Linked DNA regions of Homo sapiens: region 1 is linked to region 2. Evidence: chromatin contacts called from ENCODE Hi-C or POLR2A ChIA-PET data. All regions are on one chromosome and are shown on one strand. Each heading gives the region's core, a stretch centred on a gene start or an enhancer-like site at or near the end of the contact. The rest is flanking DNA. Distances are from core to core; before and after follow the strand shown.

What was found. A loop is a pair of places that touch in the nucleus more often than their neighbours do. ChIA-PET counts read pairs that join two places held with the same protein, here RNA polymerase II (POLR2A). Pooled maps may share reads with other maps.
Region 1: a pooled map shows a loop between it and region 2 (4-fold over the local background). The contact joins the promoter of LINC02793 here to the enhancer-like site in region 2. A Hi-C loop is called at or near these places in 11 of 37 single-sample maps with no recorded cell type and 4 of 50 pooled maps. POLR2A ChIA-PET finds 5 or more read pairs at or near these places in 1 of 52 experiments (B cell).

What each region holds. Positions count from the first base shown.
Region 1 is chr1:25,039,035-25,043,893 of GRCh38, forward strand. It overlaps LINC02793 (long intergenic non-protein coding RNA 2793), which reads left to right and starts at 2,133. Exons shown (of 3, transcript XR_947090.3): 1 at 2,133-2,344; 2 at 4,679-4,859.
Region 2 is chr1:23,725,679-23,731,015 of GRCh38, forward strand. No RefSeq gene overlaps it. Among named protein-coding and RNA genes, the nearest start is that of ELOA, 15 kb to the right of the region's middle. RefSeq lists an enhancer at 2,673-2,822. Within about 2 kb of position 1,798, at least 20 of the 41 ENCODE cell types and tissues checked have a DNase peak (open chromatin) inside an H3K27ac peak, as active enhancers do; they include B cell, where a contact is called at or near this core.

The DNA of each region.
Region 1 (4,859 bases), core at 883-3,382, 1.3 Mb after region 2:
ATCATGCTCAAAGTCACACAGTGAGTCTGTGGCATAGCTGGAATTCATGCCTCGGTCTTCTGCCTTCCATACCAGAGCTCTTCCGAGAGTAACTCAAGGTTCTTTAGTTTCTAATGGAATGCATCACTTCTGGCACCCCCAAAGTTCAGGGACCCCAAAGGACTGGGGCACGATGCAGTCTCCAGAAAGGCTACTGAACCAAGCACGGGTGATGAATCCCAGCCTGGGGGAGGCAGAGCCAGCCTGGGTGGCAGTGCTCGGCTATGGTGGGACAGAGAGGCCCAGTCAATAGTGCCTCCTGCTGTCTCGTCCAGTGTGTCCCCTTTAGAGTAAGGGGACTCTCCTACTTACAAGGGCTGTATCTCAAGTCCACCAGCAGGGGAGAGTGGCTGAGGAACACCAGTGACTAATCTCAGGCTGCCCAGCCGCTGCCCAGTGGTCAGCGTGGGGCCAAGGTCAGCAGTCAGCCTGGGCCAGAGGTTTGTGGTTGGATCAGGAGTCAGTGGGTACCCCGGCAGGAGTCAGTGTATGGTTTGGCTGAGGGATCAGTCTGTGACAAGGGACAGCCGTCGGTTTATGTTCAAATCAGGACTTCATCCATCACCAGGGTCAAAGAGCAAATAGGCCCAAGTCAGGACTCAAACATGGCCAGCGTCAGAAGTGTGTGTCTGCGGAGTGAAGCCTGCCACCAGCGTTGCATCAGGCCAAAATCTGACCTCAGAGCCAGGTGTGGCCAAATCAGGAGATGCTGTAACCACTGAGCTGCCAGCCCTGTCAAGCAGGATGCTGGGCAGAGGGGACACATCAGTTCCCTCCATCTCCCATGCCAGACCTGGCAAGTCTGGGCAACCCAACCCAAAGCCTCCCCACTGTTCCAACAGCCTGGGGGACTTAGCTGATCTAACATCCACCCATTCCCATTTAACAGATGGAAAAACTGAGCCCAGAGTGGGGCCAGGACATACCCAACATCATAGCGCAGATGAAGACACAGCCAGGACCAGAACTCAAATCTCCTACACCAGTGGGCTTCCCCCCTGAGCCTGAACATGGAGTCACCACTGGCTCAGTGATTACTGAGTGGAAAGGGATTCGAGACGGCAGAGCACTGTGCAGAGATAGCTGGGCATGAGGGGAGAGAATGCAAGCCTCAGCTGGGAATCGGGACTCTTGGATTCTCATCTTCTCAGATTGACTTAATTCACCACTTCAGAGAGGTCTGTGCGTTCACTTGTTCATTGATTCATTTATTCAACAAATGTCTTCTTAGGTAACCTCTCTGGACCTCAGTCTCCTGATCTGTAAATGGGCAGAATGCCTTTCCCAGGATGGTTGTGGAAACAAATGAGAAAACAAATGGGCAACTTCTGGTGACTGCGCACAGGTGCATGCGTGGTTGCAGCAGATGGCAGTGCCGCCCGCGTGCCTTGGTTATTCCTGTGGCTCATGCCCATGGGAAAGCTTCCAACCACAGCACCTGCAACTCCCCCTGCCCCACAACAATGTTCTCTGGTCAGTGGTTGGGGGCAAGCCAGAGTCCTGGGAGTTAGCACACACCTAGGAGTGACCCTCAAGCAATGTTGGAACAGAGCCGAGGAATACACACTCAGCTCCCTCCCCGCTCAGCTGGGGTCACTCAGGTGTGTTCTACGCTGTCTTCCCAGGGTCCCCAGTGGGATGGAGCCCCGGTTGCCCACAGCTATAACTTGCTGGCTAATGCATATTCCTCCCTGGTTTCTTCCCCACCCCCTTACAGGTACTCCTTGGGATCATAAATGAACTACCTGCAACTCACATCCTAGTGTGAGTTGCAGGGTCTGCTTTCAGATCAGCCCAAACTCAGGTATGAACACATCGCATGTCATCTCATCTCACCTTCACAACACCCCTGGGAGGTGGGCCTGCTGCCCCACTCTACAGAAACAAATGCTCAGAAAGCTTAAGGTCATTGTCAAGAATATGGCAGATCTGGAATTTCTCCCCAGGACTGTCTGTCTCCAGAGCCAACACTCAACTATCACGTTATGCATCATCCCACCTCACCCCCAGGGACCTCCCTCATAATGGAAGCAGCAGCAAAGACTTCATAATGAACAGCACCAGGTAAGTGCTTGTGGAGATGAGAGAACTGCAACATTGCCTGTTGTCCTGCAGGCAGTAGTCCCGCAGCAAGCCAGCATGCTTTCCTGGGGACATGATACCTGAGCTGGGCGTTTAAGGATGCACTGGAGTTGTCCAGGTGGTGAATAAGAGAATGCACTCCAGGCAGAAGGAAGAGCAGGTGCAAAGGCTTAGAGACACGAAAGAGGGTGTTGTATTTAAGGAATGCCGGAAAGCAATGAAGGTGTGTGGGGTGTGATGCCTTCAGGAGAGGGTGGGAACCTTTGCTCTAGAAGTAGGCCTGCATTGCCCCTGGTGGGCTGGGCACCACCCTGCTCAGAAGGCTTCAATCAGGCACAGGTGTGGTCAGATGTGTGGCTCTGGTGGCAGTGTGGAGCAGATCATGCTTGATACATAGTATATGCTCAATACAGATGTAGTCTTAACTATTAATTTTTTATTTTATTATTTCAATTTTGTATCTAGTTTGTTTTTGTTTTTGTTTTAAGACTTCTGTACCCCCAATGTCATGAATAATTACTTTCTTCTAAAAATTTTAAATTTTGCTCTTTCCCATTCAGGGCTTTGGGTCATCTGAAATGTACGTTATGTTTGGTGTGAGGTAGGAATAGCATTTTATCTCTTCTGTGTGAAGAGCCAGTTAGCCTAGCACCATTTCTTTATTAAATAGGTTGCTCTGTAAATGCTGACGTCTTCCACGTTCGAAGTGCCCATTTATAAGTGGGTGCGTTCAGAGGTTCTCTCTTCCATTTTTTGAACATCCTCCTTGAATCACTACACTTTATAATAAGCCATCGTCTCTAAAAAGACAAGGCTTTCTTAATATTCTTCTTCAAATTTGAGTTGGTGTATTAGTGCTACGGGATCTTTGGGGTGTCACTTTTCTGGCCGGAAACCTCTGTGTGGCTGCTGCAGTGGGGCAGGCAGCTCCAGGTGCCAGCACCAGTGCCAGCTTTCTGTGAGTCTGTGGTTGGACCAGGTGCATTGCAAGCAGCATCCACAGCTGGCACTGGGAACATAGTGGCACCTGGAAGCTTGGAGATGCCAGGAACCACAGGGACCCAAGGAGGGAGTCATAGGTCTGGCTCAGGGAGCACCCAGGCCTGAGCTCCCTGAAGGGCTGCAGCTCCTCTCTCCTCTTTGCCTGTGGCATGGCGAGCAAGGGACATATCTCAGCCCTGTTTGTGTTACAGCTCTTTAGCCTTGCCATTCATCAGGTCCTGAGTTCTTGTCCTGCAATCCAGAATAATGAAGTATGCAGACAAGTGGAGGGTGAGCAAAAGGAAGAGGAGCTTTACTGAGCAATAGCGCAGCTCAGAGGAGACCTGCCATGGGTAGCTCCTTTCTGCAGCCAGAGTGTCTCGATGAGTGTTCAGCTCCTAGCAGAGCGTGTAGTTCCTGCAGGCAGGTTCCAACAAGTGTTGAGGTCTCAGCAGAGAGGGTAGCTCCTCTCTGCAGCTAGTTGTCCTGACAAGTGTTCAGCTATCAGCAGAGAGGGTTGCTTCTCTCTGCTGCTGGCCATCCTGTTGTCTGCAGCTCTCCGCAGAGAGGAGGCCCTAGAGGGGGTGGCTTCTCTCTGCAGGCAGGTTATTCTGTTGTCTCTGCGGCTCTCAGCAGAGAGGCTAGCTCCTCTCTACAGCTGGTCATCCTATCGTCTCTTTGTCCTCTCAGCAGAGAGGAGGACCTGGGGTGGGTTGCTTTTCTCTGAAGGCAGATGGCAGCCCTCCCTGGCCTGTCTGCCTCTTGCTCCCAGGCTTGTTCATGGCCCCCAGGCTGCTTGCACCCACCAATGGGCACCTGCAGGCCAGCGTCGACCCACCCTCAGCAACCCCCTCAGCTTCCTCCCCAACGTTTGTCAGTGCCCAAAGTCTGGAGGGGGCCAAGGCAGCAGGGAGCCAGAATGTCAGTGCTGCCCCAAGTGTGTGCACCGCTGGCCTGGCTGTGATAGCACACAGGCTTGGCCCCACATTGCTCTGAGATCGGAGCAGGCACCGACAGTAGAAAGAATCCAGGCAGTGGGAGCGGGCACTTCTGAGCCTGTGAAGGCAGGGAGCCCCTTCCTGGGTCCCCAAGAATGCAAGGATGCCTGGGTTCACACCCACAGTTTGGGCAGCTGTGGCTCCGCCCAGGAGAGTGGGGCTCCCACCTGCTCCCAGGTCCCGAGAGCACAGGGATGCCCGGGTCCGCAGCCATGGTTGGGGTGGCTGCAGTGGTACCAGCGGAGATCCCGCCCCAACTCAGAAGGGGGTGGAGCTCCTGCTTGTCCCTGGCTCCTGCCAGCTCCATGGAGAATGCAGCCCCAGCCATGCCTCCCTGATGAAGCCGGTGTGATGGCAGCAGCCCCTCCAGATGGCCCGCTGCTGCCATCATTAGTTTCCTGTTATTGCCAAAACAAATTACCACAAAAAAAACTGTGGCTTTAAGCAATACAAATTTATTGTCACACAGCTACAGAGGTCAAGATTTCAGATTTTTCCCTGAGACAGATAAGGTGTCAGCAGGGCTGTGTTTCTTCCTGGAGGCTCTGAGGGAAAACCATTCCCTTTCTTTTTATCAGATTCTAGAGGCACCTGCATTCCTTGGCTTGTGGCCTCTTCCTCCATCTCAAAGTGCATCGCTCCAATTTCTGCTTCTGTCATCACATCGCCTTTTCCTCCAGCTCCGACTCCTCCTGCATCCATCTGAAAAGGATAATCCAGGATATTCTCCCTATCTCAAGATCCTTCATCACATCTGCA
Region 2 (5,337 bases), core at 548-3,047:
TTTTTATATTTTTAGTACAGACAGGGTTTCACCATGTTGGCTAGGCTGGTCTCCATCTCCTGACCTCATGATCTACCCGCCTCAGCCTCCCAAAGTGCTGGGATTACAGGTGTGAGCCACCACACCTGCCTTATTTATTTATTTATTTATTTACTTATTTATTTTGAGATGGAATCTTGCTCTGTCGCCTAGGCTGGAATGGCACGATCTCGGCTCACTGCAGCCTCCATCTCCCAGGTTCAAGCAATTCTCCCGCCTCAGCCTCCCAAGTAGCTGGGATTACAGGCACCTGCCATCACGCCTGGCTAATTTTTGTATTTTTAGTAGAGATGGGGTTTCCCCATGTTGGCCTGGCTGGTCTTGAACTCCTGATCTCAGGTGATCCGCCTGCCTTCACCTCCCAAAGTGCTGGGATTAGAGGCGTGAGCCACCGCACCTGGCCTAAAATTTTTTTTTTTGTAGAGACTGGGTCTCGCTCGCTTTGTTACCTGGGTTGGTCTTAAATTCCTGGGCTCAAGTGCTCCTCCCGTCTTGGCCTCCCAAAGTGTTGGGATAATAGGAATGATCCACCTTACCCTGCCTTAAATATTTATAAGTTAAATAAATTACAGTAAGTCTACAAAATGGAATAGCATGCTGATATGGAAGGTGCTCCACAGTGTATTATTAAGAGAAGGATAAGCGGGCCGGGCGCGCTGGCTCACACCTGTAATCCCAGCACTTTGGGAGGCCGAGGTGGGTGGATCACCTGAGGTCGGGAGTTCAAGACCAGCCTGACCAATATGGAGAAACCCCGTCTCTACTAAAAATAAAAAAATTAGCTGGGCGTGGTGGCGCATGCCTGTAATCCCAGCTACTCGGGATGCTGAAGCAGGAGAATTGCTTGAACCCAGGAGGCAGAGGTTGCGGTGATCGGAGATTGCACCGTTGCACTCCAGCCTGGGCAACAAGAGTGAAACTCCGTCTGAAAAAAAAAAAAAAAAAAGAGAAGGGTAAGCATGTTGCAGGATGGTATGTGGCATCCCATTGGGGTATTAAAAGCCACCATAGACAGTGCTTCTGTCTTGAAAAAAAGGCACTGAACTGGTAACAGTGGTGAACATGAAGAGGGAATTGGTGGGGTTGGTGAAGTGGGGACTCACTCTGCAGAAGCTACTAGAGGCAGGCAGCCACCTGCCTTGCGAGATTCAAGCTGTGTTGTAAGACTGCTGGATTCAAATCTCAGTTCTGCCTCCAATTAGCTGTGTGGCCTTTGACTAGTCATGAACCTTCTGTGCCATAGTTTCCTCACAAGTAAAATGGGCTTAGTAATTGTTTCTATCCCACAGGGTTGAAGTGAGAATCAAATTATTTAGCTCACGTGATACATTTAAGTGCTTAGCATATTAATATGCTTAATTAATATTAGCTAAGTCAGAAATTCTTGAGTTTCCATTCCTGTTTTGCCACCCATTGGGCAAATTTCTTAACTTCTTTATGCCTCAGTTTCCAATTGTGAATGAACAATGTTGATGATAGCATCAACCCTGTAGGGTTTTAAGGATTTGGGATAATAGGATGTCAGTATCTCACTGAAGAAACTGTCCCTGGCCGTAGTTCCTGGCTCCATTGCAGAGTTGGTAATACCAGTCTCTGAATTTTCTTCCTGAGAGTGGATCCCATTAAATCTCTAGCCAAGGAGGAGCGTACTTCTGTGCTTCTAGGGCTAGACAGAACGGAAGATGGTGCAGCAGCCCCAGCGTGGGAGGCCGGGGCTGTAGTGGGGATGTGGTGAAAGACGTAGGGCTCTCTCTGTTGCTCTCAGCTGCAGCCACGTGTTGCCCCATGGAGACTGGGCCAGGAGCTGCTGGATCTTACTGTTTCTCAAGAGAAGTTGTGAAATCTCCTCATTTTAAACTCTTGGCAATTATTTCATTTTTGTAAACATTGGGAGAGCAAACAAAACATGTCGGTAGGCTGTATTTAGCCCACAAGCTGCCAGTTTGCTATCTATGTTCTAGGCTTTCTGTGCTTGACTTAGCAAAATATTTACTAAGCGCCTGCTGTACCTGTAGCTCCTCAGTACCTGGTCATGTTTACTGTTCTGCCACCTCAGGCGTGCTGGCTCAGTCATCCTATCAGGTACTAAATCAGTTTAGTGGGCTTGAAATGGTGTTTCAATTCAAATTAAAATGCAATTTGCATTTCCCTGATTACTGCTGAGATTGAACATTTAAAAAAAATACATCTATAGAACTTTCTTCTCCCTCAGTAGAATTTTTGTTTTAAGTCTTCAGATCATCCTTTAGGTATGGAGAGATTTAGGGCTTCCCTAGTGAAATATTTCTTTTGAATAACATCACATCCACTAGCCTGGACTCTTGTTTAGGTTTGGGGCTGTCTGCACATCTCAGGAGGCCAAGCATCAAGCCCAGTACCGCCACAGAGGGGGGGTTCAATAAATATTTGAATGAATCTTTATTCCTATTTCAAGAGCGTATTTCTTCTTTATTCTCTAGTTCTTGGCACAAGTATTATTGATTTAGTTATCAGCGTATTCAACAATCACAACTCCCCACTTTGGTGAGGAAACACACTTTCTAGAGGTTTGCCTGTGTCCTGCCCCATTCAAACCAGGAAGTGAAAGGGGAATCTGCTGGCCTTAAGGGAACAATGATTCTTTTTTCTTTTCTTTCTTTCTTTCTTTCTTTTTTTTTTTTTTGAGATGGAGTCTTGCTCTGTTGCCTAGGCTAGAGTGCAGTGGGGCAATCTCAGCTCACTGCAATCTCCGCCTCCCAGGTTCAAGTAATTATCCTGCCTCAGCTTCCCGAGTAGCTGGAATTAGAGGTGCCTGTTACCACGCCCAGCTAATTTTTGTATTTTTAGTAGAGACGGGGTTTCACCATGTTGGCCAGGCTGGCCTCGAACTTCTGACCTCAGGTGATCCACCCACCTCAGCCTCCCAAAGTGCTGGGATGACAGGCGTGAGTCACCGCGCCCGGCCTACAGTGACTTCTCTAGAGAGTAGTTCCTTGAGGGCTGCAGAAGGTCATGCTAGTTTGAACATAGTGGTTCCATGTGGCTGGTTTTACATCTGTGCTCAGATGATTTGTTTTTTTTTTGTTTTTTTGTTTTTGTCTTCAAGGTAGAAGAACACTCTAGTCCCACAGGCCCTTTAATCAGTACCCACTGGGGAGTATTTGTGGATGTGTTTATCAGTTTCAGGGTGTCTTGACCAAGATTCAGGAGGGAGGGTATCCCCTATGAAGATGGCCTTTTTCTCTTGGCTCTCCTTCATGCACCCTTCTCAAGCCGTGCTTACATTTCCTCTAACACTGCAGGCTCCATTGGAACTCCAGCCCCTTTACACCTGCTGTCACCTCAACTGGAGTATCCTTCCACTCACTTATCATCTGGCAAATTCCTTCCTCCTCCTCCTTCAAGATCTAGGTCAGATGGTCCCTTTCTGAAACCTTCTGTGGCTCTCCCGGCAGAGTTAGGCCTCCCTTCTTTGTAGATATTCATTAACTCACATATTTGGTTAGCTACCAAAAAATCGTCCTTGCCCTAGAGGAGTTCATAGGCTAGTGGGGTAGACAAACCTAAACATTTAGACAGCCATGCTGACTGCATTAGGGAAGCACTGAGGAGGAGCACTTCACCTGCCTTGGGGGACAGATGACAGGGAAGGTTCCAGAAGGTGGGGACACCTGAATCCTAAGAGTGTGTGGGTATCCAGATAAGGAACTGGCTTGGGCAAAGGCACAGAGGCAACAAATAATGTTGCAGGTGCACAACAATGACAAGCAGTTGGTTTTGCTGGAACATAGGGGCCTGAAAATGTAGGACTTTCTATTATATTGACCCATATGAAACTGCTTTTTTTTTTTTGAGATCAAGTCTCACTCTGTCACCCAGGCTGGAGTGCAGTGGCATGATCTCAGCTCACTGCAACCTCCGCCTCCCAAGTTCAAGTGATTTTCCTGCCTCAGCCTCCCATCTAGCTGGGACTACAGGCATGCACCATCATGCCTAGCTAATTTTTGTATTTTTATTTTTATGGAGACGGAGTTTCACCATGTTGGCCAAGCTGGTCATGAACTCCTGACCTCAGATGACCCACCCGCCTCAGCCTCCCAAAGTGCTGGGATTACAGGTGTGAGCCACCGCGCTGGACCTAAAACTGCCATTTTTTTTTTTCCCCGAGACGGAGTTTTCACTCTTGTTGCCCAGGCTGAAGTGCAGTGGCATGATCTCAGCTCACTGCAACCTCCACCTCCCAGGTTCAAGCGATTCTCCTGCCTCAGCCTCCCAAGTAGCTGGGATTACAGGCACCCACCACACCTGGCTAATTTTGTATTTTTAGTAGAGACAGGGTTTCACCATGTTGGCCAGGCTGGTCTCGAACTCCTGTCCTCAGGTGATCCGCCTGCCTTAGCCTCCCAAAGTGCTGGGATTACAGGCGTGAGCCATCATGCCCGGCCATGAAACTGCCATTTTTTGTATATCAAAATAGATATCATCAATTTCATGTGGTTTCAAGCTAATATGTCACCCTAAGAGTTTTGGACTTTATATTGTTTCCCAAACTTCTGTTATTATTATTATTATTATTATTATTATTATTATTATTATTATTATTAGAGACAGGGTCTCACTCTTTCTCCCAGGGTGGAGTGCAGTGGTGCAATCAAGGCTCACTGCAGCCTCGAACTCCTGGGCCCAAGGGATCCTCCTGCTTCAGCCTCCTGAGTAGCTGAGCCTTCAGGTGCCACCATCATGCCCAGCTAACTTCTGTCATTTTTTATCCACCTTCATGATTTTTACCTTCTCTGAGTTCCTACCAACCTACTATGATCCACTTAATTTTTATTCAGAGAGACTCACTTCCTTTTCTTCTTCTTCTTCTTCTTTTTTTTTTTTTTCTGAGACAGAGTCTTGCTCTGTCCCCCAGGTTGGAGTGCCGTGGTACAATCTCAGCTCACTGTAACCTCCACCTCCTGGGTTCAAGAAATTCTCCTGCCTCAGCCTCCTGAGTAGCTCGGATTACAGGCATATGCCACCACACCCAGCTAATTTTTGTATTTTTAGTAGAGATGGGGTTTCACCATGTTGGCCAGGCTGGTCTCACACTTCTGACTTCACGATCCACCTGCCTTGGCCTCCCAAAGTGCTGGGATTACAGGCATGAGCCACTGCGCCCAGCCAAGACTCACTTTTCTAACTTAAATTTATTTTAAAAGGAAAGTTTAGGTCAAAAATTTAAAAAGTATTATCACCTGCCATATAAAGAAGGTAATTGTAAAAAGAAATTCAATAAAAACAAATCTCTTGCTAGATTCTGTTGCCCACCAACCT